2 separate regions of the Homo sapiens genome follow, and region 2 is linked to region 1. Evidence: chromatin loops called from intact Hi-C (ENCODE). Cell type or tissue: mammary epithelial cell. All regions are shown on one strand. Links, peaks and the distances in the headings refer to the core of each region. The heading gives the core; the rest is flanking DNA. Region 1 overlaps PIK3C2G (phosphatidylinositol-4-phosphate 3-kinase catalytic subunit type 2 gamma). Region 2 has its middle 51 kb from the start of RERGL.

Region 1 (16,796 bases), core at 4,014-9,013:
TTATTGTGATAATTCTAAAGGTGTCTAATCATTTAATCATTTTCTAACTTATTAATGCACATAAAAATTTCACATTTCATCATTTATATCTATATATCTATATTTCCTGTCATATTATTCATTTATACACAAAAATATGTAATGCATATATATTCACACACACACACACACACACACACGCACACACACGCACACACTCAGTTTTTACCAAACTAAGTTCCAAAAATAAAAGAAAATGAAGTCAGAGAGGAAAACATGTATTTGGGAATATTATGGGAGGATATGATTGTGTTCATTTTTTCCTCCTTCAGCGACCACTGTTTGGGGAGCCACAAAATGTTTCAAAAAGATAAATCTGTTATTCAGCTCCACCTGCAGAAAAGTAGGGAAGCTCCAGGAAAGCTATCTCGAAAGGTAAGACTTTCTTAGCATTGGTTTCAATTGGCAAACTGACAGTTTTAAGGACAATATTTCTAATTTTTGAACTATTGCCAACTTGGAATTATATAGCTTAATTAATACATGTTTATTTAAATATATTCATTGAAACATGATGAAATATCTTATCTAAATATAAATACCTGTTAATGATTTGAACTGATGCAATAACATGAACACATTACTGCAATCTTAGTGTTATGGACTGAATGTCTGTGTCCCCCCAAAATTCATAAGTTGAGGCCCTGGGTGATAGTATTAGGAAGTGAGGTCTTTGGGAGGTATTTAGGTTTAGATGAGGTCATAAAAGCAGAGCCCTTATGATGAGGTGGTAAGTGCCCTTATAAAAAGTGTTTAGAGCGTTCTCTCTGTCTTCTTCTTTCTCCCTCCCTCTCCCTCTCTTTCTATCACTCTCTCTTTCTCTTTCCTCTCACTAGGTTAGGACACAGCAAGAAGGAAGCTGTCTGCACACAGGAAAAGGGCTCTGACCCTGATTATAAACTTTGCAGCCTATAGAACGAAGAGAAATAAATGTATGTTGTTTAAGCCACCCGGTCTCTGGTATTTTGTTATAGCAGCCCAGGCTGACTAATACACTGAGTATAACAAATCTGTTGGTTTCTTTCAAAAATCATCTGTGAGACACTTATTAAGGTTATCGTATTTATACTTTTCACATATCTTCTTAGAAGTAAATGAAATAGAAAATGTAAAGGGGAATCACTGAAGGCAAAAAAATAACTTGTTTTCTGTGAAGACTGTTTATGTCAACACAGCTTAAATTAGGACAGATAAACTTTCATAATATATATAATAAAGCTACCTAGAAAAGGATGACTGTGCTTTGACGATACAGTTTCATGCTGTTAGATGCGAATTTTATTCCCTGTGTCATGTTGTGAGTTACTTCCAATTCAAACTGCACAGTATGCAGTGAACTTTGGTATTATGGCAGTTTTTATCTGTAGAATCTTCAAATTACTTGCTTTAAGCAAAAATCCTCTCACCCTGTCATTTATATTAAGTAACAGATTTCCAGTGGATGTTTTCTTTTTTTTCTAGTATGAAGTGTTTCATCATAAGAAAATTTCAGGTAGTACATTAGGTTGCAACATATCAATGTGGAACATAACATAATGAGGCCAAAAGACAGTTGTTTAGAAATATCTTTTGGATCTTGTGCTCAACTTAGCTGCTGTTGACAGCTCCAAGGCTATACATCTGAAATCTCCAGGAAAAAAAATGTTATAAAGTGCAACTGACCCTGTCAATATTAAACTTAAGATTCTTCAAATTGCCCTCAATGTTGAGAAAAAAAAAGCTGAAATCATCATAGTTCATTGGAGCATGGGGGAAGAAGATAAAATGTATGATTCTAATTTGGATGCTGCTAAAATAATAACTTATCGGTAGTAATTAACAAATCACTAACATTTCAGACTCATGTAAATTAAGGTCTGTTTAAAAACTCTTGTAACTCTATTATTCTGATATAGGGCATACATACATGTCTGAGACTTTAACATTTCTATCACATTTAATCTTTTCAATAATTCTATAAGGTAAACACTATTAAAAATAAGGAAACGGAATCACAGGGAGGTATCAAGACTTTCCCAAGATTAAAATCATGAAACTGACGAGCAGAGAAGTACAGATTTGAGCACAGTCAGTGGGTCTTCAGAGCCCATGCATTCCTACCAACTTAAATGGGAAATATACTCAGAATTTGCAGTATATTCTCAAAGGTTTTGGATGTGTGTTTCAAGGTAATTGGTCAAAAATTCTAGCTTCATGCATCCACGTGTGTGTGTGTGTGTGTGTGTGTGTGTGTAATTTTTTTCCACAGCAATATCCATGTAGCTCAAAGTCTGGGGCATGATCGGTGATTAATAACTAACCATATTATATATGGTTATATATTATATTATGATGGTATATATTAGGTGCCAAGTGATGTTCTTAGTCCTTTAAATGAATTAATTGACAGTAACCCAAGAGCAAAGAAGTAATAAATACAACTATTTTTCTATCCTATAAAAATAAAAGAACTGAAAAGTTAAGAGATTATTTAAATCATCCAAAGTTGCACAGCTAGTAAATAAGGGTGATGAGATCAGAGCAAAACTATGTGGCTACAGATCACACTATATGGTAATGTCAGCAAGCGCAGTTACATAGTGTAGCTGACTCCGTCAATATTAAACTTAAGATTCTTCAAATTACCCTCAATGTTGAGAAAAAAAGGTGAGATAATCATATTGCTGTCATCACCGTTGTTGTCATGTCCAGGGACAAGCATATTGTTATCTCTGGGTGTATAATGTGTAGTTCTCATCAGAAATGCCAGTTTTTTAATATGCCATTTGAATCACAGTGGGAATTAAGTTACATAGTTCTTTTTGATGCTTCATGGTTCAACTTACAAGCTTATCCATCCTACAGTAAATATCACCAATTCTTGGATAATTCAGCAACTCATAGGCAAAGAGTATAAATGCCTTTTCTCATCCACAACTTTTGCTAATATTGATGCTGTTGTTTAAAATGGATAATACTTGAACCCGAGAGGCAGCGGTTGCAGTGAGCTGAGATCGCGCTACTGCACTCCAGCCTGGGTGACAGAGCGAGACTCTGTCTCAAAATAATAATAATAATAATAAAATAATGGATAATACACCTGATGGCAAATGTATTTGTATATTTGTATATCCTCCATTTATGCAATAAGTATTTGCTATGTAACTGCTGTGTATTAGGCCCTACACTAATGCGTAGAGTAGTGAGCAATAGCAATAAGATCTCAGCCCTCAGGGATTCAGGGGATGCAACTGACACTGATTTCCAATTAAAAAGCAGGGGTAACTTCCATGCAGAATATGAAAAAGGCATTCCGTATCCCCATCTCTCTAAGTCTTGATTCTTTTTTTTTTTTTTTTTTTTGAGACGGAGTCTCGCTCTGTTGCCCAGGCTGGAGTGCAGTGGCGTGATCTTGGCTCACTGCAACCTCCGCCTCCCGGGTTCAAGTGATTCTCCTGCCTCAGCCTCCTGAGTAGCTGGGATTGCAGGCACGTGCCACCATGCCTGGCTAATTTTTGTATTTTTAGTAGAGACGGGTTTCACCATGTTGGTTAGGCTGGTCTCAAACTCCTGACCTCGTGATCCACCTGCCTCAGCCCCACAAAGTGCTGGGATTACAGGCATGAGCCACTGTGCCTGGTCCAAGTCTTGATAGTTTCAGGATTTTTTTTTTCGCATTACATTTCAAAGGGGAAGATATTACATTTTATTAAAACTTTAAGGATTTACTTCCAGGAACTGGGATAAGTACTTTATACAGTATATACAATCTAGTAACAATTGATTAATTTAACAAATAAAACTTGTTACATGCCGTTCATAGTACTTGCCTTTTCTAAAATGTAGAGTTCACATCCTAGTTGAGAGACAGACAATAAACAAATATATATAATGAAGTCCTATGGAGATATGTACTCTGAAAGAAAATATGGCCAGCTCTAAAAGTTGAGAGAACCACCTAATGCAGATGGGTAAGAGGGGCTAGTGATAGTGCTTGTTTTTCTGTCTAAATCCTGGAGCACATAGGCCTAGCTCTGATCGTTAGAAACGAGGAATATTAAATTTGTTCATTTGGCCTTCTATAAAAAAGCAAAAATTCTGGTTTCATATTGCTGTATTTCAAATGTTCACTTTTAGGCAAATTGTTAAATCTCTGTTTAATTTCTTCATCAAAAAATGTGAATAATAACAGTTCTTACTTAATGTGGTTATTATGAGAACTCAACTGAGAAATATAAATGAAGAGCTTAAGTCAGTGCCTGCACTTAGTATGACTACCTAAGCAGTAGCTATTGACGTCATAAAATTGGATGTTTCACTGTGTGCTATTTTGGCCCTTTACAATTAAAAATTCTAAAACATTATTAACATTAATTTGCATTAAAACATTTAGAAATTTACTCACTGTGTTGGAAATATTGAGAGAGATGGACATTTGTGTGTTATGTCAAAACAGTATATACACTGCAGTATCATGACTTTTGTTGATATATCAACAATTTTAATATATCACAATTTTTCTTGTAAGCTTTCATACTCATAGAGCAGGATAAATTTTAGTCTTAATTGAAATTTCTATATGTAACAAGAAAGTAAAAGTAAACTGGTTTGGTTTTGAGGTAAGCTTTATAAAATTTTCTTTCTAAGATGTATATGATTTATTGATTAACTTAATATAACTGAAACAGTTTATCAACTTGTGTCTCATCTTCATTATCTGAATTGCCCTATTTTACATAAGTAACCCTTGATTTGTATATTTAATTTTATATATACATCATAAGAAGATAGCAAATGTTCTCTCAGTTTTATTTTTTATAATGGTGTCAAAATTCTCTGTGATTTTCAGGATTTCAGCTGTAAGTAAAACATTTATGAACAATTATAATCTTTCTAATAAAACTGTAAAATTGTCTTGATAGTATTTTTTTCACATAATACTAGGAATATGACTATCATCATTATATTAAATTTATTGATACCATTACCTCGCAGTAGATACTTTAGAGCTTTCTAATTGTGCAAAGCTCAATTCATCTTAGATAATATTTTTATTTTAAACTTGATAATATTATACTGAAATAGTATAATTTAATCCTCATTTCAAGAGAACAAGAAAGTTGTTCTAAAAAAAAAAAAAAGCAGGCCAGGAGCAGTGGCTTAGGCCTCTAATCCCAGCACTTTGGGAGGCCGAGGTGGGCAGATCACCTGAGGTCAGAAGTTTGAGACCAGCCTGGCCAACATAGTGAAACCCCATCTATACAAAAATAGCCAAACCTGGTGTTGTGTACCTATAATCCCAGCTACTCAGGATGCTGAGGCACAAGAATCGCTTGAACCCGGGAGGTGGAGGTTGTAGTGAGCCGAGATCACACCATGGCACTCCAGCCTGAGCGACAGAGCAAGACTCTGTCTCAAAAAAAAATAAATAAATAATAAAAAGCAGGTTGATGATCTTTAGAAATCATCCAAGGTTTCAAAATTTTAAAGCTGCTACCTTGATTAGCTATGAATAACTTAATATTTTTAAATTGGTTTCCCTTTTTGTCTATCTCAAATTTGGTCAAAAGTATGCCAACGTTGTAGAATCATAAAATCAAGATTTTCTTATAGCTCAGGGGAACATTCACGAACATTTACAGCAATAGATTTTTGTATGAGAAAAAAAAATTTTAACTTTTTCCTTTTTCCTTAAGGCCAAGGTATGGCCTCAGCTTTAAGGAAAAGTTAAGTGCACACTATCTTTCATGGACAATTACAGGAATTTTCCTCCAGCTTTTGTTTTTTTTCAAGATCTGTTAATAATTGTGACAAAAAAAGTTTCCAATACATGTATCTTACAAAGTTATTTTTCCTCCAGCCTATGAAGGTATTTAAATTAAAAAATTTTTCTAGCAAAAGGTACTATGACTAATACCGAAAATATTTCTGGAAACCAAATAAATTGGTTTTTAAATGAATATGATTATGCTTCATAGAAAGATGTAACTAAGTATATTCTTTATATTCTTGCTTTGGTTTTAACTTCTGAAAGAAGACAAGTGCCAAATATTACAGTTCAAATCTTACTTATTTTTACTGTTTTTCACTTTCCTATTTTCCCTCTTCTTTTACTGTACTTTTCATGACTACAGTTTAGCTTTCTCTGTCGCAGAAAAAAATTGTCTTGTCACCATCACACTTTTTATTTTAGCTGTCCCAGTGACTCTATATGTAAATTTCTAGAAAGTAAGACTCACATCTTCGTTTCTCAGTCATTCTACATAGTGTTTCTTTTTCACAGCATGTAGTCAAAATATTGTTTTATAACAGTGACCTTATTCTTTCCACCTAACTTAGCTTCCTTCTTCCTCTTCACAAAACAAACCAATATAAAAATTAATTTACCTTTGACATTGGGCCATATGAAGGTTTTCCTTCTGATGTTTTCTGTCCGAATTTCTAATAGTCAGTTTTAAAAATAGATTGTGTGTGTACTGACACACAAGATTACATACACCCTAGGCATTAAGGGACCCACTCAGATCTCAACCTTAATGCCACCGTGTGGTGAAATAGTGCAATTATGTTGAGACATACTGCATTCTCTGCATACTTGCAAAGGGTTTTCATGAATGCCCTGTTGCAGGAGAGCTGGTCAAGAAGTTAAGGTATGCGTGTGTGTGTGCGTGTGTGTGTGAGCACACACATATGGGCCATAGGCATGATATTTTAAGATAAGTAGTTCATGCTTATGTAGGAAGAAAACAAAATGCCAACTCCTAACATTTATACCTACCAGTAATTGTCATTAATTAGCATAATTTAGTGCTCATGGAATGGAAAACTCTCTTACACTGACATTTTGGCGGCAAGATGTGGTGAAGCTGAAAAATGAAGGAGTTGATTATGTGTCTGCCCGCCCATCTGGCAAAATGTCAGGCTTTACACTGCCATGGCACTCATGGCCTAAATGTGAAAACAAAATGTGCATGTATGTGGGAGAACTGGTGGCAAAAAATCTGCCTTCATACTTAGTAGAAGAATTTAATGTTTGACCTTGCTGATGCCACGATGTTTTTCAACTATCTTTCAGGTTTATTCTCAACAAAAGCCAAGCTTTCTGTTTTACTTTTGAAAAGGCTTATATAGTTAAGGAGAGCCTTTTAAGGTCTTTCAGACAGAATATAAAAGCGATGAATGAGGTTTATCAAAATAGGTGAATAAAATGACAGCAGGAAGTTACGGACCTATTTTTATCTGGTACTCATTCCTATTCACTCAATAAATATTAATATATTCTGCTGTCTACAGCATGAAGAGGACCACAGTCAGTTTTATCTGAATCAACTTCTAGAATTTATGCATATTTGGAAAGTATCCAGGTAAGATATTTTATATTTGTTCCAAGACTACTTTCTGATTGAGTTCTCAAATGTCAAATCTCAGTATTTTTCAGTTGATTGTAAAAACTGTCCATTCACTGGGACTGTGGAAGCTATTGTACTTTTAACAGGCAAATTCTGTTAATAATTATCCATTCTTCAAAGTTATTCAGACATATTTGAAGAGCTGCTAACACTTTCCAGAACATTCTAACATTCATTTAAAAAAATCTCTGCTGCTGGTTATTACATTTTCAAGGACTTGTTTTCCCGATTCATTTTGTGATTTTGGGTTTGCATATGTCACTTAAGCTCTTTGTAAAACAATTTTAATACTTCGAAGGTAACCATCTCCTACTTGTTTCTGAAACTCCCTGAAAATAAATGGTATATCATAAATACAGGAGTGTAAATTCAAATTGGAAAACTTGATTGACAACAAATGAACATATCCTACTTCATTCTTATATCTAAATGTATGCATGTATTATTTGGAAGAACAGACTTATTGCGTAGCTAAACTGGGAGTTTGGGTGTATCTGCAGTTAAGGTTGTTGTGAGCTGAACCAGTAGAAAATGTAGTGTGGGAGGTACAGGTCATAAATCTCTAAAGTAAAGGCTGATATAACATATCAGCTAAATTTACGATAGCAAAGACATGGGATCAACCCATATGCCCATCAGTGATTGACTGGATAAAGAAATGGCACATATACACCATGCAGCCATATAAAGGAATGAGATCATGTCTCTTGCGGGACAGAGATGGAGCTAGAAGCCATTATCCTCAACAAACTAACATAGAAACAGAAAACAAAATACCACACATTCTCACTTATAAGTGGGAGCTGAACAATGAGAACACATGGACACAGGGAGGGGAACAACACACACTGGGGCCCATCAGAGTTGGGGAGGGAGAGCATCAGGATAAATAGCTAATGCATGCAGGGCTCAATACCTAGGTGATGGGTTGATAGGTGCAGCAAACCACCATTGCGCACGTTTACCTATGTAACAAACCTGCACATCCTGCACACGTTTCCCAGAACTTAAAATAAAATAAAATTGGCCAAGTGCGGTGGCTCACGCTTGTAATCCCAGCACTTTAGGAGGCCTAGGCGGGCGGATCACAAGGTCAGGAGTTCAAGACCAGCCTGGCCAACACAGTGAAACCCATCTCTATTAAAAATACAAAAATTAGCCGGGCATGGTGGCATGTGCCTGTAGTCTCAGCTACTTGGGAGGCTGAGGCAGGAGAATCACTTGAACCCAGGATGTGGAGGTTGCAGTAAGCTGAGATCACGCCACTGTACTCCAGCTTGGGTAACAGAGTGAGACCTCATCTCAAAAAAAAAAATAATAATTAATTTAAAAATAATAATAAAATAAAATTAAGTTTAAAAATAAATAAAAATGTGAGCTAAAATTGTTTTTAGTGACTATGTTGGGTAATGATTTTGTGAAGTTATTATATATTTACATATATTATCTCATCTAATTCTTTCTAAAACTCTGTGATAGTATATATTATCCTGTTTCAAAACTAAAGAAACTGAAGTTCTGAGAGGCTAAATAATTCACCTAAGGCCATTCTAGTCATCAGTGGCAGGACTAAAATCAGGTCTGCCTGAAATTTACAAAGGACATTTTCTTTCATTAACTATTGTGTTTTTCCATTGCCCTTCTCTGCCACCCTTCCCCCTAAAAACATCCATCTTCACTCCATAAAATCATAGAATGGCTAGGACTAGAAAGGATTTTAGACATAATCTAATACAAATTTTCGTTTTATAGGTAATTACATGATTCCACTATAGATTTCTGTTGTATAACATACAAACAAGGTCTGTAGTTTCCTTTCTCCAAAATAAATCTACCCAGGGGTGGGGGGAACAGAGAGAAAGGGAGAGAAACACACATACACCTCAAATATGGGAAGTTTTTCAAAAAGCAGGATATCCTTGGGACACAAAGGACTTTGCTGGGTTGGTGGAGGGTTGTTGCACCTTTTAAGTCACTGCTACCTGGGGCACAGAGAGGCAAGCCAAGGCTGTGAGAAGAGAGTGAGAGAAGGAGGCTTTCATTCTGTTCTTGTCTTACCCCTGCCATTGCCTGCCCCCTAGCAGATATTTGATGGCCAGTGTGCAGTTGCAGGGGTCCAGAGGGTTAATTCAGGGCAAAGCAAAAGTTCTGCTGTAGCAAGGGTAGAGGAAACATGTCTGGGACAGCCTAGCTTCAGACTTTACTCCTCCATCCCTCCCTCCAATCCCAGGGCAGTGGATTACAGTCTGGGGTGATGCCATCTCCCAGTGCTATTTTGTCTGTGGTAAGGAAACTAAAAACAGAAGTTCAAACACTTGGCAACCATCACACAAATATTTAATCCCATAGCCATGACTAAAACCAAGTATCTAACTCTGAATCAGTGCTTATTCCACTTCCATTATGTTCTGACCCTTCACCCCTTATTTTTCTCAAAGGGTATCTAACACAGAGACATTCTCAGCTTCATAAAGGCCACTGTAGAACTTTACTTTTGGGGATACAATGCTTCCCTGCCTGCCCTCCTCAGAACACCGTATTGGATCACAGAGACATTCTCAGCCTCATAAAGGCCACTGTAGAACTTTACTTTTGGGGATACAATGCTTCCCTGCCTGCCCTCCTCAGAACACCGTATTGGATCATCAAAAAAATCAAGCACTGGATGGCAAGGGCTTTGATTTCAGCCCTTCTCTTTTATGACTCAACTTCCTCTTAGAAGTTGAGCAAATCACTCACCTTCACTACTTCCCAGTGGTTTTTTCTATAAAATAGATACAATATCCAAAAACAAAGTGCTGAAGTGGGTGCATTCTTGGTGGTACTAATAGTTTCAGGTTTTATATAAAGACACTGCCATTGGCCGGGCGCGGTGGCTCACGCCTGTAATCCCAGCACTTTGGGACGCCGAGGTGGGCGGATCATGAGGTCAGGAGATCGAGACCATCCTGGCTAACACGGTGAAACCCCGTCTCTACTAAAAATACAAAACATTAGCCGGGCGTGGTGGCGGGCGCCTGTAGTCCCAGCTACTCCGGATGCTGAGGCAGGAGAATGACGTGAACCCCGGGGGGCGGAGCCTGCAGTGAGCGGAGATCGCGCCACTGCACTCCAGCCTGGGCGACAGCGACACTCCGTCTCAAAAAAAAAAAACCACTGCCATTGCCCAAATCTTTAGTTATTATTTTCCTCCCCTTTCACTGACTTTTACATATTCTATGCATTTTGTCTTTGAACTGACAGAGGGACTCCAACTAAAGTGATAATGTAGAAAAATGAGAATGCAGCTACTGTAAAAATAATGGTGTTTGTTTTAATGTTGCGTTTCTGAGTTGTGTGACTTATGATTCAATTTAAGTCAGGAGTTTTCAAGACAAATAAGAAGGTAAAGTCAATAATGTTTGGGAAAATAATTTTTGAACAGCGAAGCTCAGAAGAATTTCTGCTCAAATTGCATGTCTTCTCCCTAAGCATAGATAAAGCTGGAGCAGTAAGAGAAGCTTAGGAAAGAAAAATGCAGAGGTTTGGTGTCAGAGACAACCCCATCTATTATAAATATAAGCCATTAATTCCAAATGCAATTCTCTACAAGATATGCCATACTTAATATTTCTTGATGTTAATATATGCCATTATCTGCTTATGAATCCCTTTGCAACTTACGGTTTGAATTAAGAGTAGTTTTATATAATGATCAGCCTTTGAGAGGTTTGGTTAATTTATCATGAATTCTTTGGAGTTCTAAGACTTTCAGATATGTTTGTAGTCTATCAAGTTATACAAACTTTATAAGGCACCCTTCTGAGATGTTTTTAAAATTATGTCAACAATAATCCTTTTTATACCATGCCTACGATAGTATCATGGGCAAAACAATTTGTGATAAATGTTTGTGCTAAAGGTAATATAAGTTTTCCCACCCAATTTTAAACAAAGTTTCTATTTTTTATTTTCCAGACAATGTCTCTTAACACTCATCAGAAAATATGACTTCCACCTGAAATACCTATTGAAAACCCAGGTATTGACTTTTGTTACTTTATCCATCAATTCAGTAAGCGTTTTTAACGCATCTACTATTTTTCTAAAACTTTGCAAATTTTGAAGATGACAAAAATGAATAAAACAGAGGATCTACACTTGAAAGGCTTTCATTTCAACCTGGAAAAATAGACAACTAGAAAGGCATATGCAGTAAAGTGCTACAGCTGCTGAGGAAAGACTGTATGTACACAAGATGCATAAGAAAGAATGGTCAGTTTTATCCATTTGAGCTGAATGTTGACAAATGTTGACTGTATGTGTCTCCCAGCCAGAGACGGGCATTGTGAAGGAAGGTGGGGAGTAGAGATAACTTTCGGCAAAGAACAACATGAACAGAGGCACTTTGGGAGTCCGAGGTGTGCAGATCACGAGGTCAAGAGATCGAGACCATCCTGGCCAACATGGTGAAACCCCGTCTCTACTAAAAAATACAAAAATTAGCTGGGCGTGGTAGTGGGTGCCTGTAATCCCAGCTACTTGGGAGGCTGAGGCAGGAGAATAGCTTGAACCCGGGAGGTGGAGGTTGCAGTGAGCCGAGATCGGGCCACTGTACTCCAGCCTGGTGACAGAGCAAGACTCAGTCTCAAAAAAAAAAAAAAAAAAGAGAGAGAGAGAGAAAAGAGTCAGGAACCAGACTGCTGTGATTAGGAAACTATGACATTTGAAATGGCTGCAGTTAGTGTTCAAAGTTAGAGGCTGGAAAAAAAATCAGATGAAAGAAGCAGACAGGGGCCAAATTATGTAGGATCTTATGGACCTTTTATGGCCAGTTTTATGATGTTCTACTTTGTCAGCTGATGACATGGAGCCATTAGGCAGAGTAGTAGAATGACTGATGGATGATTAGAAGGACATTTCATTAGCCCAAAGAGATGATGAGGGCATGGACAAACACTCTACTATAGGGATGATATGAGGGGACAGATTCATAAGAAGTGAAAATGTGCAATTTACATGATTTGGTGAAATTATGTGCCTAGAATAACTCAAAATTCTGGACTGCTGACTGACTCTGTGGAGACATCAATTCACTATAATAGTGAAGAGAGAAGGTAGCATGGCAGAGGGAATGATGGGTTCATTATAAGGCCACTGAAATTTGGTCACCTATTGGGCACTGAAGTTGTGATCTCCATTAGGCAGATTATTTCTTACAGCTTCTTCTTCCAGGGAAGGTTTAGCCTTCCACAGATAACACATCATATTATTACAGAATATTGTGAGTCAGGGAACATTTTTTAAACAAGTGACTTCTTTCTTTCTGTTAAATAATTGATTCCTGATATAAATAAAAGGGTACATAACTCAGATAATAACTATTTGTAATATCAATAAACACTAAATATATCTGAAAATAATAAATTCTACTTATTGATGTAGATACTGAAATCATATGTGACTTCCACATAAATATGTAAAGACATGGAGACTACAAATACAAGACTTAGGTTTCTCCCTAAAGTGTAATCCTCTCACCCTAATTCTATTTTTTCTGCTCCAGCCTGGTCTGAGTCTGGAAGTTTAAAATGTGGAATGTGAAAAGAATCCACAATTAGCTTGTTTTAAGTCTCATAAAAGTGTTTTGGTTAGTACCTCTAATCAGCCTTGTGAGAGTCATTCTTTCTCATGTAGAATGTGAAACTTACCAGGTTACCAGGATATATTAAGACTTAATTCCTAGAGTATTTTTGTCTCTTTACTATGTGTAGAAATACTTTTGAGGTTATGGTAACCTACTTATGAATGAATTTTAGTTATCTAAATGTCTCAGCACTGCTCACATATCATAGACATCTTTTTTCACACACAAATTATTAATAATTTATAACAGTTCTTAATTTCCAAATTCAGAAGTTTGATCTTATTACTTATGTATGAAGCCTCCTATATTTCTAGTTTGAAAGAAATGATTGACTATTGTAAATTTTTCTAATATGACTTAAAAGTTGGCAAAATACCAAAGAAATGCTGTCTTTCCATTATCACTGGCAAACAGCAATCATCACTCGCAGCTAAATTATTTTATAAATAGGTCACAGTGTATGTGATTTTCCAGATGAACTCAATCCAAAACAATGAGTTCTTTAATGAGATTTTTGCCTATGAAACATCAATAGTAAATATCTTAGAAATGAGGACAGACTATGATATTATCAGTTCACAATTTTGCGCTTTCTATTCATTTGACAAGTACATTAAGTAGCATTTCATCATGTCCAAAACAGTGTCAATTGGAAAAATAATGTTTTTTTCATATTTCCCAAACTTGGATTATTACACATGATTTGAAAAAACAACAAGCATGCAGCTGAATAAGTCAGACATGAATATTATTGAATAATATGAATATTTTAAAGTACCAAATATTTTCTTTCTTGACAATTATTATTTCAACATATTTTAGATGATAACAATTTTAGGCCAGGCATTCTGGCTATTATGTCAAATGGCTAGTTTTGTATCTAATTTACAAAGAGCTTTTTCACTGGACATTTTTTCCTCTCTTCTATTCCATTAAAACCCTGAACTATAGAGAATATTTTTGAATTCATTCTGTATTCTTAATTTTATAGAAATTGAATAATATGAATTCAATAGGAATTTCAGAAATATTAAGAATGGAAAAAAGAGAATCCTCCCCCCCAAGGTATCACTGAATGCTTACTTCATGCAAATTATGAAACTGTTTACTCACTGAAACCAAGAGAAATGGGAGTTCAAACCATACTCTGAAGTTGTCGATGATCTAGTTGGAGAGACAGCATATCCACATAAATAATATACACAATGGTGTCTATACAGAGCAAAGCAGTATAAAACTAAATCGTAGCCTTGGAGAAAGAATCAACTTCTGATTTAAAATCACTTCTTCCTAGTAGTCTCTAATATGTTGTCTCCAAAATTCTTTATTAAAATGCCAGTGAGGATCATGGTAGGAAGTCCCTACCATGAATGACAAATTTACACTAGAATCTAGTAATTGTTGAATTTATTGTAAATTAGATGAACCAGGGTTGAGGAAAAATCAATTCATGCTTCAAAATGTGGTTTAGCTTCATGAAACATCGATCTGGTCAGAAAATAACTGAGAACCCCTAAGTCCTTCTACCATCTAGCCCATGACTCAGAGGCTATACCAAGTAGATAACCAGGAGAATATGACATCTCTAGTGTTCAGGTTTAAGTAATTCAGTGAGGAGGGCAAAATAATCTTATTTAACACTTGCTCAAGACCAAAATCTAACTGTATTCATCTAGAGAGAGAAAGAAAATTCCATATATGAGTAGAAAGAAAGAGGACACATAGGGATTTTATATTTAGCTTCTTTTAAACTGAAGCTCTCTTGGTTACAAGCAAATCTATTGTTAGACTTTCAGAAGTTCCAATTTCAAACATAACTTAAGCCTAATGGTAGTCTAAAACAAAATTTAGGAGCAGAGATTCCAAAGTCAGATAAATGTATAAGTCAACCCTCCACCACTATGGAAGTTTTGTATTCGACCTTCCTCAGATTTATATGATTCATCACTAGAGTGAGGATAATAAATATAATATAATGATGTTTTAAATAATTAATGAAACAATGGATATAATGGGCTTAGTATAATATAGTGATGGAAGATAAAACATTTTTAAGAAAAGGTGAGTACCCGTGTTACTTTACTGCTACCGTTTCTATCACTATTATTCAAGTTGAGGATTGTATAGAATCCAGAAGAAAATTTTCACAAAATTGATTTGCATTCAGAATAGAACATAAGTAAAGGTGGGAAATGAGCAAAAAAAGTGTAAGAAAATTGGATAAAATTAAGAGGTAACAAGGAGCAGTTGCAAGGTTGCAAAAGAAGTCAAGGAAATAAAGGCAATAATTATTTATTATTATACAGCACAGGAAAATGAAGCACAACTGCAGAATTGAAACTGACCTTAAAAGAAATAAAGGGCAGATTGTACTAAAAGTCAAAGCTATCATGTATAGAACACTCTCAGACTTGAAGAAGTATAAAAAAATTAAAAGTAGATTATCAAAATAGAAGATAATCACTAGCCAACATAATCTGTGTTGCTAATGAGATGGAGAAAACTAGAGGGTTTTGTGCGAAGGAATAACATGATCTGACATTCTACTAGTGATTTATGTACTAAATTATATAATACATGAAGAACACACAATTAAAGAATAATAATAGAAAACCCACTCTTATTAATAAATTAAGGAACAAAATATTTTTGGTATCACACACCTGTTTGCCACTTCATGTCTCCTCTCCTCTATGTAAAAGGTCCTATTTGATGAAAAGGATTTTGTAGACTTTCTTTATCATTTCATCACCAAAGTTTGCATCTACTAGCAATATAAGGTGTTGATTTTCTTTCTAAGGTCTCCATGAATGGAATCAAACTATATGCACTTTTTGAGCCCTGTATCTTTCACTCAGTATTATTTGTGAGATTTATCCACCTTTTTCCATGTGGTTGTTATTAGTTCATTTTCATTGTTGTGTAATAATTCCATTAAAAGACTGGACTTCAATTTATCTATCCCACTTGTTGGTGTATATTTGAAATAATATCACGAGGTTTTCTAGAGCACATAGCTAGGGACATAGATTTACAAGGCAACACCAAACACTTTTCTAATGATGTTTTACCTTTTACCCATTCACAATATATGAGAGTTCCTATTGCTGCATTTTCCCACCAACTTATAGTACAGTCCAAATTATAAGTGTTTGCCAACATTAGGTATATGTAATGCTATCTTTGTATTAACTTTAATTTTTCTGACTCACAAATTCATACTAAACTCATAAATTTGTCTTTACCTTTTTTAAAAATGTACTATTCAATTGCCCTCTTTCATAACTTACCTGTTCAAACTTTTGCGGATATTTCCACATTTCTGTAGATTTTTCAAAAAGATTTATGGGAGTTCTTTATATATTTACCCTTCCTTCAGTTATGTGTATTGTAAATGTCTTCTGCCATTTAGGGGCTTTTCGCTTTAATTATAATGTCTTATTTATTAAGTCACTTTTCTTAAAGTTTAATTTATATAAAATAAAATGCACCCATGTTAAGTGGGTAGTTTGACTAGTTTTCAAAATGTATATAATTAGGTAACAACAACTGGAATGAAGATACAAGATATTTGCATTACAAGAGAAAATGCCCAACTGCGTCTTTACAGTAAATCTCTCTCATCCCAGATTTCATACACCAAAAATTTATTTGCTCTCAATTTGGTTTTATTTTGCCTTGACTTTTATATAAATGGAATCTCATATACAATATAAGAGTTCTTGTGGTTCTGCATCCTCACC
Region 2 (16,796 bases), core at 5,097-10,096, 180 kb before region 1:
TAGGATTCATCAAGTAGAAGTACCAGATGAAAAAGTTAAATAGGGTATAATCACCATGAAAGAACATAAGATAAATATGTTACATTTATGCATTCTGAATGTAAAGCTATTGGGGCAAAGTTTGGAAATATTTAATAAATATGCAAAATGCGGTCATGATTGAAATAATTCAGTCAACCCATATTCCAAAATATTTGCTTTATTTTAAAAATTATTTGCTGGGCACGGTGGCTCATGCCTTTAATCCCAGCACTTTGGGAGGCCAAGGCGGGCAGATCACCTGAGGTTGGGAGTTCAAGACCAGCCTGACCAACATGGAGAAACCCCATCTCTACTAAAAATACAAAATTAGCGAGGTGTGGTGGTGCCTGCCTGTATTCCCAGCTACTTGAGAAGCTGAGGCAGGAGAATCGCTTGAACGTGGGAGGCAGAGCTTGCGGTAAGCCGAGATCACCCCACTGCACTCCAGCCTGGGCAACAAGAGCAAAACTCCACCTCAAATAAATAAATAAAGAAAAATAAATAAAGAAAAATTATGCACAAGAGATACATGGGAACCAAAAATTATAGAGAATATACATGAGAATAACAATGTTTAAAATAATTCATATAGATATTGATATTAAACCATGTTCTAAAAGTAACCCTTTCTGTGTTGAATACAACATGAGATAACTAAAGTAGTTTAAATTTGCGAGAGTGGCATAAATTTCCCAATGTATATCTAGTGATAATCTATGAAAACAGAGAATATGGGTTAAACAAGATAAAGGTAAGTTCTGTGTAATCATAAAGCAATTAAATTATTCATCTATGTAGATACTCTCACCTCTTCTAAAGTCTCCTTTAGGACCATAAATATATACATTGGACAGGTAATATTTCTTTTTAAATTATATTTGTACGTGGTAAATATTTTACAAAATATTTTAATCAGACAGCTGAATGTTTAATTGTCCTCTAGATTAGCCCAGCATTGATGATAAAAAGAATTGATGATGATTATGCTGTGCTATATTTCTCAGTTCAGTATTGATATGGTTTGGCTGTGTCCCCACCCAAATCTCACCTTGAATTGTAATAATCCCCATGTGTCAAGGGTGGGGCCACGTGGAAATAACTGAATCACGGGAGAGTTGGTGTTCTCCGATACTATTCTTCTAGTGAATAAGTCTCATGAGATCTGATGGTTTTATAAATGGGCGTTCCCCTGCACAAGCTCTCTTGCCTGCTATCATGTAAGATGTGCCTTTCTTCTCCTTTGCCTTCAACCATGATTGAGGCCTCTCCAGCCATGTGGAACTGTGAGTCCATTAAACTCTTTTTCTTTATAAATTACACAGTCTTGGGTATGTCTTCATTAGCAGTGTGAGAACTGACTAATACATCTATTCCATTAAAAAATAATAATTTTCATGTTTAATATACATAGATATGAGTGGTTTATTTGTCAGTATAAGCAAGAGAATTTTAAAAGATAAGACCAATGACTGAATTATTATCAGACAATATTGCTTCAATTCTGATATTTAAAGGCAAATAGTATTTTGGTTTATGTATAATACAGTTGTAAGTAAATCCAAAAAGCACTGAATGATGCCCCACTATAAGCACAGAATCTTCTAATATGTAGCAGACTATAAAAGAAACATCTTAGAATTTTAAGGTGTATAAAATCTAGTTGAAGAAGGAACATATGCTATAAAAGAGACCAGAAACTCCATGGCACCATGGCACAGGATCTATAATTGTACTGAATATGATGATAGAGATGTGTGTGTGTGTGTGTGTGTGTGTGTGTGTGTGTGTGTATTGGAAAGGTGTCAAGAAACGCTTCCTAGAATTAGTACTTGAAAGGAGTAGCTTTATCAACTGAAGCAGACGGTGAAAACTGTAAAGTTCTCCTGGAAAATGAGGCAACAAAAGTAAGGCATTGGGCTATGAAGTAGCTTGGGATGTCTAGGCTAAAAGCAATTTTGTGCTGTTGAAAAAGAAGAAAAGAGAGTCGGTCAAAATGAATTTGAGAAGGCCGGAAGGATCCAATTCTTTTCAAGTGTGGCAGCGTATGCCATTTGAGGAGTTTAGAATTTAGGAAATGGGAAGGTTATGATAAAGTTCAAACAGAGGATAACATGCTTGTATTTAATTTTTAGCATCACAATTCTGGAATGAGTATGGAAAAGTGGACTTAGCATTTCATTTCCAGTATCCAGCAGACTAAGAATTATCCAAACAACTCTCTCCATTGAAGAAACTATAGTGCCAAATAAAATATAATGAAAATATAACATTGTTAACAAACAAAAGCAATAATTTTGAAAGAGAAAAATGAGGATATCCTAGAGATAAGCAAATGTTAGTGCCAACTTAAACACTAAGTATACTGTAGTTGCCAAAAAAAATAGAGTCTTGAGTTGTTACCTAGGTAATACCAAAGGACAGATAACAGGATATAAGTGTTTAGCTTTTACTTTTGTGTATGATGGAGTAGTTTGAATCTAACTGATTTTCAATTTAATAACAATTACAGAAGCAGAGGGGGGCACATAACTACTTGATGACACTGGGGAGCAATTAGGAAATGGAGTCAGGAAAGAGAGTGACTGTAATGCTTGAAACAAAAGAAACATACAATAGGCTCCACATTGATCCACATTTGTCCTTGAGGCGACCTTCCAGTTTGTTCCATTCTAGTGGCACAAACAGAGATGAGTGGTCTTATTGGTCTGAGGAGACAACAGGTTGGAATTCACAGGTGCCAGAGGACTTGGAAATTAGAGAACAAAATCCTGAGACAACGGGACCAGAAGCTTGACGTTTGGAGAATACATTAAATATTTGTATTTAACTCATGCCTGAGAATTAGAGGAAAGTTTTCTCTGGAGTCAACAGAGTGATTAAACGTAGTTACAATGGAATCCAGCTGTGTTGTCCAACATCTGCATGTCAGAGGTATTGTTTCCTGTAGACCTTATTTGGACTTTATGGGAGGTTGTCTAGAGGTCATTTAGGAGGTTTTTCTTCCAGAGAAAGTGTCCTCAGCCTACAGAAGAGAATCACTGGAAGTAAGATAGGAAAAGAGCATTCCAGAGGCTATGCATTGCCCTTTAAAACTATAAGAATGTTTCTGACACTAGAGAACCTCCAAAAATCTGAAAATATCTCCATACACAAAAAAGACAGCTTTAAATACCCGTTAAGCCTGGAGAACTCCAATATCCAATCACAAGGCGATAGAGGCACTTTTTGTTCCGAACTTTTCCACTCTCGCTACAATTCCCTCTCACTCTGCTTGGACTCTGCCATGTAAGAAGTCTCACTATCCCGTGGCTTCTACGCTGGAAAGGAAGCTCCTCAGTTAACTGCCCAAATTTTTAGCCAACAGCCAAGATTAATGGCCAGTCATACAAATGAGTCATCTTGGATATGTATCTAGCATAGTGGGCTCTAAAATACTGCAGCCTCAGCTACCATCTGACTACAGCGACTCAGATACCAAAAACATGAACACTGCAGGCAAGGCTTTTCCAAATGTGTGACCTATAAAATCGTGCACAAAACAAATAGTTTTTTAATCACTAATTTTTCGAGGAATTTTGTATATATCAATAGTAATTAGAACAAGAAATCTCTGATCATCCGGATTATTCAGGAAATATTTGCTGCCCATTGATGTTAAAGTTAGTCATAAGATTTGCTTTGGCCAAAGAAAAGACGTGAAATGAGCTTGTACATTGGATTTTGCTCTCTTGCATCTCTGACTTTGTAATGAGAAAATAGTTGTGCCCCTTTAGATTGGACCACAGAATTAACACATTAGTAGCAGTGAGGACCCAATTCCAAGCAGACATACAGCCTGAGAAACAGCTACCTACTAGATGTAAGTCTGCAGACATTAATGATAATTCCTTACTGTTTTATTTCAATGAGATTCTGTGACTGTTAGGCAGGATTTTTGCAACAGTAGTAGCCTGGTAACAGAACTTAATCTGAAAACAATATACATGTATTATTTGGAGTGGAGTTGAAAATCAGATGGGGGGAAACTACGGGTCAGTTAAAGTAATGAAGCAGTGATGACATAAAGCTTGTGATCGAGGAAGGTTCCTATAAGAATTGTAGCTACCTGTAAAAACTTACAATTTCTTCTTTGAAACAAAGGAAAGAAAGCAGTGATTCCAGAAAGTGAGACAGCTATGAAAGAAGGCTGGGTTTCTAGGATAAAGGTTATAGACTGCGCATGATCGCAGGAAACTATTGTCACACATTTTAAACTCACCCACAGAAGATTTTACAATTTATGGCAAGTAAAATATACTGGGGACTATAGCTAGTGACCTCATCTACATTCCTCTAGCCATTACATTTTTCTATTGGAAAGGTACATATTGTTGTAGCTCACAGACATGAAGCGTGATCTCATGTGGACTCTCCAACCTCCATTTTATCTTAATTAAGGCAAGAAACTCTATGCTTTCCCTACTTCTGTAAGGTCAGAATATAGGCTGCATAACCATATTCTGTAACAAGTAATTGAACACATTTGTGTTATAATTGTCCAGCACTAGTTTTAAACCTGACCATTAAACAGTCATAACTGTATTATGTGAGGTCTTTGCTACCATTAACAGATTATAATTTTGTTCTTTGAAAGGGTAGCTTGATTTTAAGAGTAGTTGTCCTGAGAGAACTAATTTTTTTACTTCTTAAACAAGTATTGGGATTTTCCTATGCTAAGAAATAACAGATCCTCTCTTAAATATGAAAGATGACTTGAACGACCCATTTGTAAATGTTAGTGTTCAACCATAAAATACTTTCATTTGCAAGAGCTCAGACAGCTGCCCCCTGACTAATCAAACTTAGTTGTTGTACAACTGAATATGCTAATTTTTTATTTTTTCATGTTGATTTTCATAGTAACACTCCATAAATATCATGTTTTTACTTTAGGGCCTTTTACACTAACAGGGACTACGAGAGGGTTAATTTGGTTTTGTTAAAATAAGTAGACCTTACCTAATAGGACTTACTCCAGTCTAAAATTTTCTATTACCTAATTTCCTTTTAACCTCATTTATGGGCCTAATTATCAGAAAAAATATACACATAAAAAAATTTAGTGCAGCCTAAATTTAGTGCAGCTGCCTTAAATTATATTTGGATCAATATGAAAAAGCCACAAGAGAAAAAAAAAGATGGCCCTATGATGACAATAAAGATGGTTTCAGTGTTTGTTCATATTTATTATTTTGAAAACTTGGGGTCATTTAATTAAGTCACCTTATCTTTTGCCTTAAATTCTTAAAAAGACAGCCATATTAATTCAGCCAAAGAATTACTTTGGAATTTTAAAAGTCTATTGATTTGTTTTCTTCTAAAATCTCTTCAATGAAATCTATCCTTGGAGAATTCTATAAAAAGAACAAAAGATGTCTTTGCAGTCTTGGCTCTTTCAGACACTTGGCAGTTTAATGACTCATTGTACTTATAAATGTCTCTGATTAAGCCCTTTTATTTTTATTCTGTAATTTAATTTATAACACTACATTTCACACAAAATTTTCTCATCCCTGCTACTTGATTTACCACTAAGTGTCCACTTATGCAGCGGACAGTCTCAAAAACATCAGATATGTTTTCTCTACTTGACCTCTGATAATCTTGTATAATACATCTGTTCTTTCAAATGAACAGTGACGTGATTTTTTTGCATATAAGATATATTTAATATGGTGTATGAAATCATTTAAGTAAAAATCAAACTTCAGTTGCAGATACAGTGATATTGATAAATATTACTAAAGAATGAAAGTAAATATTAATTGTATCCCTTAAACACAATTTTATTTGGATCTTGTAGAGTGACGTAACATTGACATGGCTGGTTTGTTTACTGGGGCATTAAAGTTTCCCAAAGCTTAGTTTGTTATAGCAGATCAGAAAATGTTGAAATATGATTTTATATAGTATTCTTTTTACTGAGTGTTCAAATATGACTTTGCACTAAAGCACAAGTTGCAATAGATATGAAATTATGACACAAATTGCCAGACCAAAATATAATTTTCCAAAGAATAGCTATGACACTTGGTTCGAAGACCAGTCTGTTCACCTATAGGTGAACCCCCTCACCTATTCTGAGAAAATAAAATAATCAAAGCAATTTCACAAAGAAGTTTTCTTTGGTGAGGGCTTTTGCTTCACCTTTGAATTGGGTGTATGACTCCTACCTGGAAAATCTAGAGAACAAGGAATGTTTCAGTGGCAGATCCAAGGAATACCATTGCCATGGGATAGTTCTGCACCCTAGGAGTTTTCAGACGTGTTACATAAATGTTTCCCAGGGATGACAGTCTTGCATACTGGGGAGCAGAAGGAAGCTGGAGCTGTGACTCTTGATACCTAGGGGCTGAGGAATGGGTCACAAATCATCAGCCACATCAGGCAATTTCAGGGGAGAGGGACCCAGCAGATATCCCTCCTGAAGGCCCGGAAAGAGTTCTCTTTAACTATCTGCCAGACCCCAGAAGCTAGAAAGAATCTACAAATGAAGATTATTACCCCATTACTTTCCCTCTCCTCCCTCCCTCTATGCTGAATGTGATGGAAGACAGAATTGAAGCTAACTGTGGTGAATCCACCTGAAACAAAATATATTACAAGATTTCCATAATTATCATATTAGTACAAATTCATTTTAATCAATGTCAGGGCTCGGACTTAACTGGAGAACTGGAGCTTCAAATCAAAGGAATAGTAATTTGCTTTTCATAAGATTTTTGATTCAACAGCCATTGACTATTAGCTTTTGAAAAGGAATACTATGTCTTACATGTTTGTTCTTTCCCTGATTATGCCTAACATGAAATAGATTCACCTTTAAATGTTTGGTAACTGATCCACTTGTGGAGGCAAAATGTGGTTTAGAATAATTAAACATTCAAAATGGTAAAAGTTAATATTTCTAGTTATATACATGCTACGAGGGAGGTTATTATTTTCTCCAGTATCAGAAAAGGAAATAAATGCTGAGAAACTTTCATTTCCCCAAAACACATTTCTGGCAGAGCTAGAAGTGAACGTTAGCTTGACTGACTTCAAAGGCTACCCCTTTTCCACCACATTGCATCAGCCATAGTGAGCCAAATTAATTAACTTACAAACCTACATATGCACTAATGTAGCGAATTAGAACAAAATCAAGCTGATCATATAACATCCAGCTAGGTCCCCTTACAATATCTTTGATAAAACACAAAACCAAACACCAGTATCTCTCGGAGCTTACCCATTTGATTGGTTTAAACAAAACTGTGTTTTAATTTGTGTGGTTTGTTACAAAACCAAGAAAATTCTGGAACTAATTTGTCTTAAAATATTTATAACAGATAGAATCCATTCATTCACATCTATATTCACTGATTCATTAAGTATTTGTTAGGTCAGCTATGTGCCCGGCACTGTTCTTTTCTCTAGAATTCAGCTGTGAACAAGATAAAAATTCCTCTTTTCATGTAACTTACATTTTTATGGGAGAGGCAGACAATAATCATAAATAAATGAACAAGCAAATAAGATTTGTAAGTGGAATTCAACTTACTAAATAAAAGCCTTCCATTTAATAGATATTTTCAAAAACAGAATATCATAATTAAATAAGTTCTAAAGCAGTTGTTCATTATATAAGCGTTAAAAAATGTTGATTCATTGGTTTTATATATATTTGATCTTACTGAGAGAAAAGTACTAAAAGATAGTGCCTTCATGTTATTCATGGATACTAACTCAATATTCTTAGCAGCAATATCTTAAAAGACCACAAGATGGTGACATTACTCTATACATACAAATCTTTAACTCAAATGTTAAAAACCTTCAGTTTTTCCAAAGCAAAACCTAAAGTTTTTACTATTCTGAAAACAAACAAAGGATTTCAAAAGCAACTGTTGCAATCATGTTAAATAGTGATTTTCCTATTTATATTTTTTAAAATCTATGAGCTGTTTTAAAACAGCACTATGACTAAGTCAATCAACCAGAGATTTGGCAAGCATTAAGGTTTCACTCTTAAAATTTGCTACCCAAATTATGGTGGCTTGTCTGTTACATTCACACACAAAATTTTTTCTCATTGTGTATTTGCCTCTTTTTTGGACTTCCTTTGGTTGTCCTTGATAACAAATTGTAGAGTGGTTGAGTATATATCAAAATAACAAAATATTTTCACATCAAAAGAGATTATTACATTGATGGTTTCTGTTTATATTAAATAAATTACTTGTTTCAGGACGATATTTATAATTGTCAACAGCTAAGAATTCCAACTAGCAAAACATTCCAAAATAATTAAATATGTCTCCTCATTACATCGGATGTGTTCTTTTGTCTATTGACTTGCCTGCATCAACTCCGCATCCGACTTCACTCCTTACCTTCACCTCTGAATCACAGAAGAATCCCTTTCCAAGATGGTCCTAGGTCAAAATCTGACAATGGGAGGATCTCAGTTGAGATCTGAGAAGAAAAGACGGAAGGCTTTTTTTCTGATGACAGTTGCAAACAAGGGATATGGCTAAGTAGCAAATGGGAGGTTTGCAGCAATATCCAAAACAATTTCTGTAAATCATGCATCTCAGTGCTTACGGGCACCTGGGATCTGCAGGTTTTCCCAAGATTGTTCAAGGTAATAACATTTTGTATGGGGGTTCTGCAAATTTCACATTTGAGGGTTGTAGGCAGCTGAAAACATGGCCTGCAATGTAATTTTTATAGCCTCTAGCAGCAATTTTTCTGACCTTTACTCCCCAGTCCAGTTCAATGGATGCACAAACCTCTAATTTCCTGTGTTACAGCCAATACTTCTTGGAATACATAAAGTGCATCTGCTTTCTGCATTTAACTCAGACTAATATACCACCATAAATTCCAAAGAAGTAAAATGAGAACAGACCATGTGAAACTGTTTCTATGTTTAAATTACCAAACTTAAGTGCATACGATGACATAACAATTTCAGAAGTATAGTTCTAATAATAATCCCAACCAACCCTTCTGTCAAAAACAAGCAAGGGACACAGATCCATAGTGACTGTGAATTCCTGCTGGCAATTTTGCAAGAGAGCTTTTCTTGATGATAAGGAGTGTTCCTTAGACTCTTAGGCTTGTTTCCTGGGAGTTGCCTCCCAGTCCTTATTCTTTTGATTTTATTCTCTGGATATTGTGGGTTTTTTGTTTTGTTTTGTTTTTTTCTCCTCAGCTACATCTGAAGAGCAATGCCTCTTGTGAGCAGACACGTAGGAAACTTAGGCCATTATACATCTTGAAGAGACACTCTTAATTCGGGCTGGTTGTGCTTGGCAGTATAATCCTCTCAAACATTATTGAACTTTTGTCCATTTTATTTGTCTAAGTGTTGGAAATGTGCCAAGAGAAACACCCACAATTATTTTCATGACAAGGCTCTGTCTAAAGTCATCAGGCTTTCTTGGGTGAGCCAAACTCTTAGTCATTTTGCTTTGAGCTATTTTCCTCAACTGACACATTTACTAGGATCACGTTGATCCATTTAGTGTTTTTAATAAAGGGCATTATGAACACACCTTGAATTGAATTTTGTTTGTAGATTGAAATTTAATCAGCCTTTGTTGCTCAGAGTATTTTTAAATGAATCTTTAACTGATTAGGTATGCAGAGTTGTATCTTTCAATATTGCAAGATTATCTCTAATAAATTGCATTTTCCAATTATTCAATGCTAAAGTATGAAAATACAGCAAACTTTTATATTGTCTGGTATCCATAAACTTTGATATACTGTCTTTCAATTATAATTATCACCTTTAGAGTCTACATACAAAGGTATATTGTTTTTATTATTGAATATATTATTTTGTTTAATACTTACAACTCTGTATTTTTTATTTACTTTTTTGTCTTATTTTACTGGCCAGGACACTCAGTACAATGATGAATGAAAATCATGTAGTCTTCATTTATTCAATATGTTACAGACAAAACTATCAATGTGTCAACATTAGATATGAGACTGGCAATAGGTTTTCACATAAACATTTTATAAAGAAAGTTTCTCTCCACTCCTAGTTAAAACAAAAAAAAATTTGATTGCCCAATATAAACCCAACTTTCTCATTTATATATTATGCTTTTAAACATAGTATGATGAGAGTTTTTAAAAATATTTTGTGTAAAATATTTGCATTTCTGTTTTAAAGAAAAGGAGCCTATGATGTTTACTTCTTGAAAAGTCATTGTCAGGATATTGTACCAAGGTTTTGCTGCTCTCATTAATGAGTTTAAAAGCTGTCCCTCTTTTTCTACTCTATGAAAGTCTTTAAGTTTGATACATTTTTTTCCTTAAATATTCAGTGCAATTCACTGGAAATGTCTTGAAATTTTTGAATTTGAAGATCTCACATTATGGTTTCATTCTGTAACAGTTTTTAAATCAAGATTTTCCCAACTCTTTTTATTTCTGTTTTGGTTAAGTTCTATATTTAAATAAATGTGCATATTTTATCTAAATTTCCGAATTTATTAACCTATACTTGTTCATACAATTCTCTTTATAAATGAATAATATTTGGTGATGTCTCCTTTTATGCTCTTGATGTTAATTTAAAAATGTTTTCTTTTCTCTCTTTTTCCAGATCTAGTGATCTGGAGGCTTATTAAGTTTTAGTGCCTTTTTTTGAACCAAACTTTGCCTTATTTAATGTTTACTAGTTTGTGTTGTCTATTTCATTAATTTAATTCATTAATAATTTTCTCAATTTATTCACTTACTTCCACTAATTTATTCTCTTACCTTTATTATTTTTCTTCTTTTGTTTTCTTTGATTATATTTTGCTGTTAATTTAGATTACTGATCTTCAGGTTTTCCTCTTTTCAAATATTTCTATTTTAGCTATATATTTCTAAAAGAAAGGAGTCAGAGAAAAAAGAGCTGTCAAAAATTAAGAGTGATGAACTACGTAATAATGCTAAAGAGGTCAAGTAAAATAGTAAGAACTATTCAATGCACTTGATATTAAAAATTAAATTGCTGTGTATTCAGAAATATTTTAATGAGATAACTGATAATTCTATTATTGCTTCATCCATGATTAAATTCATGCCTTTTCTAGCAATCAAGCCTTGGCCCTAGATGGAAAATTCCATAAGGTTATCAGTGGCCTCATTCAAAGCAAACCCTTGTCTCGTTAATGTTTGTTATCACCATATTTCTACTTTGTTTGCACCAAATTGTTTCTTCATAGAATTTTGTGGTATAGAAAAGTAAATCAATATAATTTTCTGAGCATGTTGGGAATATTCTCAATAAAGCAACTCTAAATATATTCAGACTTTTTAAGTAAAAAATTTTATTTCTATGAATTAAAAATTCAGAATTATCTGTAATAGTTTATGCATGGGAATATTTATTCACTATGTTAAATCAAATTTCTAAACATATTAGAGCTTAAAAGGCAATAATGTCATATTAACAATTAAAATCTAGATGAATATTCAGGTGATATGTAAAAATTGTATAATGACCTATTGCTATGATCTGAATGTGTCCGCTAAAATTCATATGTTGAAATTTGATTGCCAATGTAATGGCAAATAAGTGAGGCCTTTAGGAGGTAGTTAAATCATGAGGAAAGTGTAATCATAGACGGAATTAAGGATCTTATTTAAAAATGTGAGGAAGTGGGTTTGCTCTCTTTTGCTCTTCTGCCATGCAGTGACAGAATGTTCATCCACTTTTGCCCTTTCCAGCCCTTTCAAACTGTATTTCTTACAGTTTCATATTAAGGGGGAAAAATCTTCATTTTCTTATGTCTTGCACATGTTCACAAGACATGTATAAACATATTTATCCCTTCCTTGTTGATAATAAAAGTGAGAAAGCAAGAAAAAAACACCAAAATTCTCACAAATAGAACAAAAAAATGCTAAAACTTACTAAAATATTTTACAGCTGCAAAAGAATTTTATGCAAACATTTAACAAGTATTTATTGATGTGCTATTGTGTGCTAGGTATTCTAAGTGCTGAGGACAATTAACAAAACATACACAATTTCTGGATTCTTATAATCTGTTATAGTAAGGGAATATACACTATATGAATAAAATAATTGATCTGTTTATTTTTAAATGATACACAATGTAGAGAAACAAAAAAGAATGAAAAGAAGTACAGACTATTCTTACAATCTATGTTATAGTAAGGGAATATAGACTATATGAAAAAAAGAATAATCTATCTTTTTTTTCTTAATGACACACAATGTAGAGAAACAGTAAAGAATGAAAGAGGTACAGAGTCGTGGGGCAGAGGTAGTGGAGGTGGCTAAATTAGAGTCCCGTATTAAACCTTCACTTCAATATTGGATCACAGAAACAAATTACATAAAGTTAAATAGTCTAATAATATTTATATAAAATTTTTAGCTTGCAATATTACACATATTTACAGAACATCTATGCAAAGGAAACAGAAATATATTGTAAAAATTTGAAAGCATTTATCAGGTTAGTAAGCACTGGATTCATGAGAGTGATTACATCTCAGAATAGCAAACTATAGGACTGGGTTTAGTCAAGGAAGGCTTCAATTCTGGGGTGTTTAACCTCTCCTCAAACAATATTTAAAGAAATGACATAATTATTAGACACTGCTGAGTGAAAGATATTAATATATGAGTGCTTATTACATTGTCCTCTTTTGTTTCAATATTTTGGTTTTATTTTGTTATAAAATCTTTATTACCGCCATGATCTAACTAACTGAACTAACCAATCAAGCTTATTTTGTAATATAAACTTCAAAAGAACTAAATTTATGTATTCAGGTTTCTGGATAGGAGTGTGATTAGAAGTTTCTACTTGTTATTATACATTTTAAAGTTTATACAAAAATGTGATTCATTATTTCATTTGCAATCTCAAATTGATTGAACTAATGAGCTTCGAGGGGAGGTAGAGGGAGAACAGACAGTCCCATATGAACAAATCAGAACATTATAACCATAGTAGCACTAAACACTTGTATAATGCATACCATGTATGGTGTACTCTTTTCATTTTACTTTTGTAAACCAGTTTAAGTGCCACTATAGCCTGTGAGGTAAATGCTACTCATGTCCCAATTTTACAGGTGAGGTCATCTAGGTAGTAAATGGCAGAGCTATATATGTAAAGCACTTACTAAAATCCTTGGGAAACATTAATTGCTAAAGAAATGGTCATATTTATTATTGATATTGTCATTGCTGCTGGTACCCAGGTCATGTTTTCTTATCACGGATCTTTTGGTGTTGAGGCCCATTAAGGAAAACAAAGAATAGTCAGGCTTGACAGAATTGTAAAGGAAATATCTTTTTTCTTCACCATAAATTCCTGATAGCTCATAAAATATGTAATTTCATTTGTTTTGATACGTGAAAAGAAAAAAACGTGATCTTCTCTTGATTCTCACTAGTACCTTTCCATATGTCTCAGCTCCTGAACTACTACAGCCCAGCTCTTTTCCAATCCATTTTCCACATTGCCATCAAGTAGCTTTCTATCCCGTAAATTTCATTAAGAGTCCTCTTTTTAAAGCCTTGCAATTGCCTACTGGATAAATGTCAAGCACTTTTTCACAGCACACAAAGGTCTCCATGAATTTATCTCAGACTTTCTCTTCAACTTTATTGTTCATGGATACCCTTTGAAAACTTCTACATCTGACTTATCAAAGTCAGAAGTACATTGCTCAAATTTGTAATGCTATTTCATAACTTCCTGCCTTGGCAAATTTTGTTCTCTCTGCCTGGAAGTTATAAACGCGTCTTTCTAAACTTAGTTCAAGAGTCTCCCCTGGAAAATCTCAAAAATAGTTAATTAACTTTCTCCATTGTCACATGCTATATTTTGCATAGAAAAATATTTAGCACTTACAATACTTTTTACTCAAAATTATCGCCTATCTAAAACAATAATTCATAGTCTCCATGTTATGAGAAACTATCACTATCTTTAGGAAAGAGAAAATTTATTCCCACAGGTTTAAAAAATGAAATATTTACTTTTCAAGTAAAAGAATGTCAACTTCTGCCTATATTAGGAGAAACAAAAGAGAACGTTGCAAATAAAAAAAAAATTATTGCTTCATTGGCTCAACACCAGCTATGCACTGGTGATACAAAGATAAATAAGGAAGTCCCTTCCAATATTACACAATACGTAGAATGGCATTGAATTGTAATTGCATGTAACTCATGAAAACGCATGCTGTTTTTTAGGACCTAACATCCATGTAAATTATGACTCCACTATATCTTCAAACAACAATGAAACATTAGGCAGCATGCACTTTCAGTCAAGTTAACTGTATATTATACTCCAAGACACTACCATACATGTAACAGTAATGGATAAATTATAAAAAGTTAAAAATTATAAAGATATCAGGTAGTCAAAAAACAAAAGAAGTGCAAGACAAGGGTGGGAACTGAGCTCATTATTTCAAGCCATGCAATTCCTTAAATTATTTCTTATGAAATGAAGCCAGATAAAATTGCCATGTTCTGCTGCTACTGAAAATTATATGAAGATGCAAAGTTTTCTAGTATCACTGTTGGACAGGAAATCAGAATTGCTAATCTAAGATTTCATTCTGCACTAGAATTCCTAAACAATTGAGTGCAGTCAACCAAAAAGCTAAAAGATATGCACAGTTTACAGAAAGTGAAAAGTCCTACTCCACTGAGCCTGAAATTAAAAATTCCAAAATAAATAATCAAATCTAACAATGAGAATAATGATCCAAAACACTAACACTTGAAAGCTGCTTTCACACCAGATAAAATGAAAACAACCAAAGTGTTTTAAAAGATAAAAACAGGAGCAAGTATGTTCAGTCTGTAGAAAGCTAAATAAAAGAATCATTAAAGAATCAACTCCAAAAGTGAAAAAGGGCAATTAAAAATGATATAAAAAGTGAATAGAGAGAATATCTAAAAAATCAACACATTATCTCTAGAAGAAAAACATTCAATAGAAGAGATGTGAACAAAATCAAATAATTAATAGAAGACAATGAGGAATTTTCTTGGTGTGCAGTAATGAGAGACAAGTAAATTTTTAAAATATAAAGGAGCAGCTAAGAGACATAAAGAATAAATTGAGAGTCTTCAACTCTAACAGGAATCCAAGAAGCGTGGCCGAATGGTAGGAAATCATTTAAAGAAACAAAAGCTCAGTGAAATACTTGAGTCTTGACAGAAAACTTACATTCATCAGAAATTAAAGATAATCAATTATAAATGTAGATAGAGAAGAAAGTCAGATCGCTGAAAAGAAATTAGAGACAATTAGACTTTCAATATACTTATCAGCAATAAAAAATACTGGAAGACAAAAGTATGATGTTCTTAATGTGCCAAAGAAAAATAACTTTCCACTGAAATTTCTATTTTTGGCCACACTAACATTCAAGAAGACTGATAAAGATATTTTCAGGTATTAAAAAATGAGAAAATTCATAGTCCCCAAATTCACACTGAAAGGCTTATTAAAATATATGCTTGGCCGGGCACGGTGCTTCATGCCTTTAATCCCTGCACTTTGGGAGGCCAAGGCGGGCAGATCACGAGGTCGGGAAATCGAGACCATCCTGGCTAACACAGTGAAGCCTCATCTCTACTAAAAATACAGAAAATCAGCAAGGCATGATGGCACGCACTTGTAGTCCCACCTACTCAGGAAGCTGATGCAGGAGAATCGCTTGAACCCAGGAGGCGGAGGTTGCAGTGAGCCGAGATCATGCCACTGCACTCTAGCCTGGGTGACAGAGCAAGACTCCGTCTCAAAAAAAAAAAAAAAAAAAAAAAATATATATATATATATATATGTATATATATATATACTTATACAAGAAGAAAACAGCCAAGATAGATAGGAGTAGTCATATGAATATTATGATGTAAAATGGCAAATTGAATTAGTTATTGATTTATGAATCATAGCATAGCTAATTGGAAACTAAAAAATATAAATGATAAAACTAAGATTGTAATTAGTACTACTGGGAGGGGAATGGTTCAGAGTTAAAGGGCTGACGTTTCTTGTCTTTTAAAGATGGGAGAGAATAATGTTGCAAGATTTTAAGTTGTGTTAAAGAACTTAGTTATATATGTATGTTCCACACTTAAAGCTAAGTATTGTAATAGACAAATACTCTATCACTTCTAAAACAACAGAAGCATGAGAAAGAGAGTAAGAATACATATTCTGTCCAAACAAATTTATAAAACAAAAGAAAGTGAGGAATTTAAAAAATAGAACTGGGAAATAAAAAACACAACATAAGTATGTGTGTGTTTGTGTGCATACACACACAACAAATATAAACAAGTGGTATTTATCAATTTATTTAAGAAAATTAAAATAAAACTTCAGACCTAATCTGAATCAAGACAAATGATAAATCTACCTAATCAAGACATATGGTAAATCTACATCTCACTGAAAAAACTGAAAAATAAAAATATTCAGCAAAAAATCCAGAAAAATAATTTTTAAAAGAGTCTATGTAATAACATATAACATAGATCAATTTAGAAAACTGACATATTAACTTTAAAATGAGGGCAAATTTAAATTTAATATAAAAATCAGAGAAGTGAATAGACACAGCACATAACAATAAAAAGCATAATTCAAACATTGTAGTGGGCTCACTGGTGCTCACAGGTAGCTGGTGATCCTGTCTTTCTGGACATTGAAGTTTGTACTTCTCCC

The links. Peaks named below come from ENCODE experiments on the same cell type or tissue, not always from the same donor. Only the 100,000 strongest peaks of a DNase experiment are listed, where the experiment ranks them.
Region 2: a loop joins it to region 1, with 14 times the contacts of the local background. A loop is called at or near these places in 15 of 110 quality-filtered maps.

Annotation. Positions count from the first base shown.
Region 1 is chr12:18,313,651-18,330,446 of GRCh38, forward strand. It overlaps PIK3C2G (phosphatidylinositol-4-phosphate 3-kinase catalytic subunit type 2 gamma), which reads left to right. Exons shown (of 33, transcript NM_001288772.2): 6 at 312-414; 7 at 7,312-7,382; 8 at 11,385-11,448. Among named protein-coding and RNA genes, the nearest start is that of PIK3C2G, 61 kb to the left of the region's middle. RefSeq lists a silencer at 6,385-6,679. In mammary epithelial cell, for the core only: a CTCF peak has its summit at 6,573; a DNase peak (open chromatin) is centred at 6,581; H3K27ac peaks cover 368 bases.
Region 2 is chr12:18,132,357-18,149,152 of GRCh38, forward strand. No RefSeq gene overlaps it. Among named protein-coding and RNA genes, the nearest start is that of RERGL, 51 kb to the left of the region's middle. In mammary epithelial cell, for the core only: a CTCF peak has its summit at 7,826 (motif pointing right); a DNase peak (open chromatin) is centred at 9,485.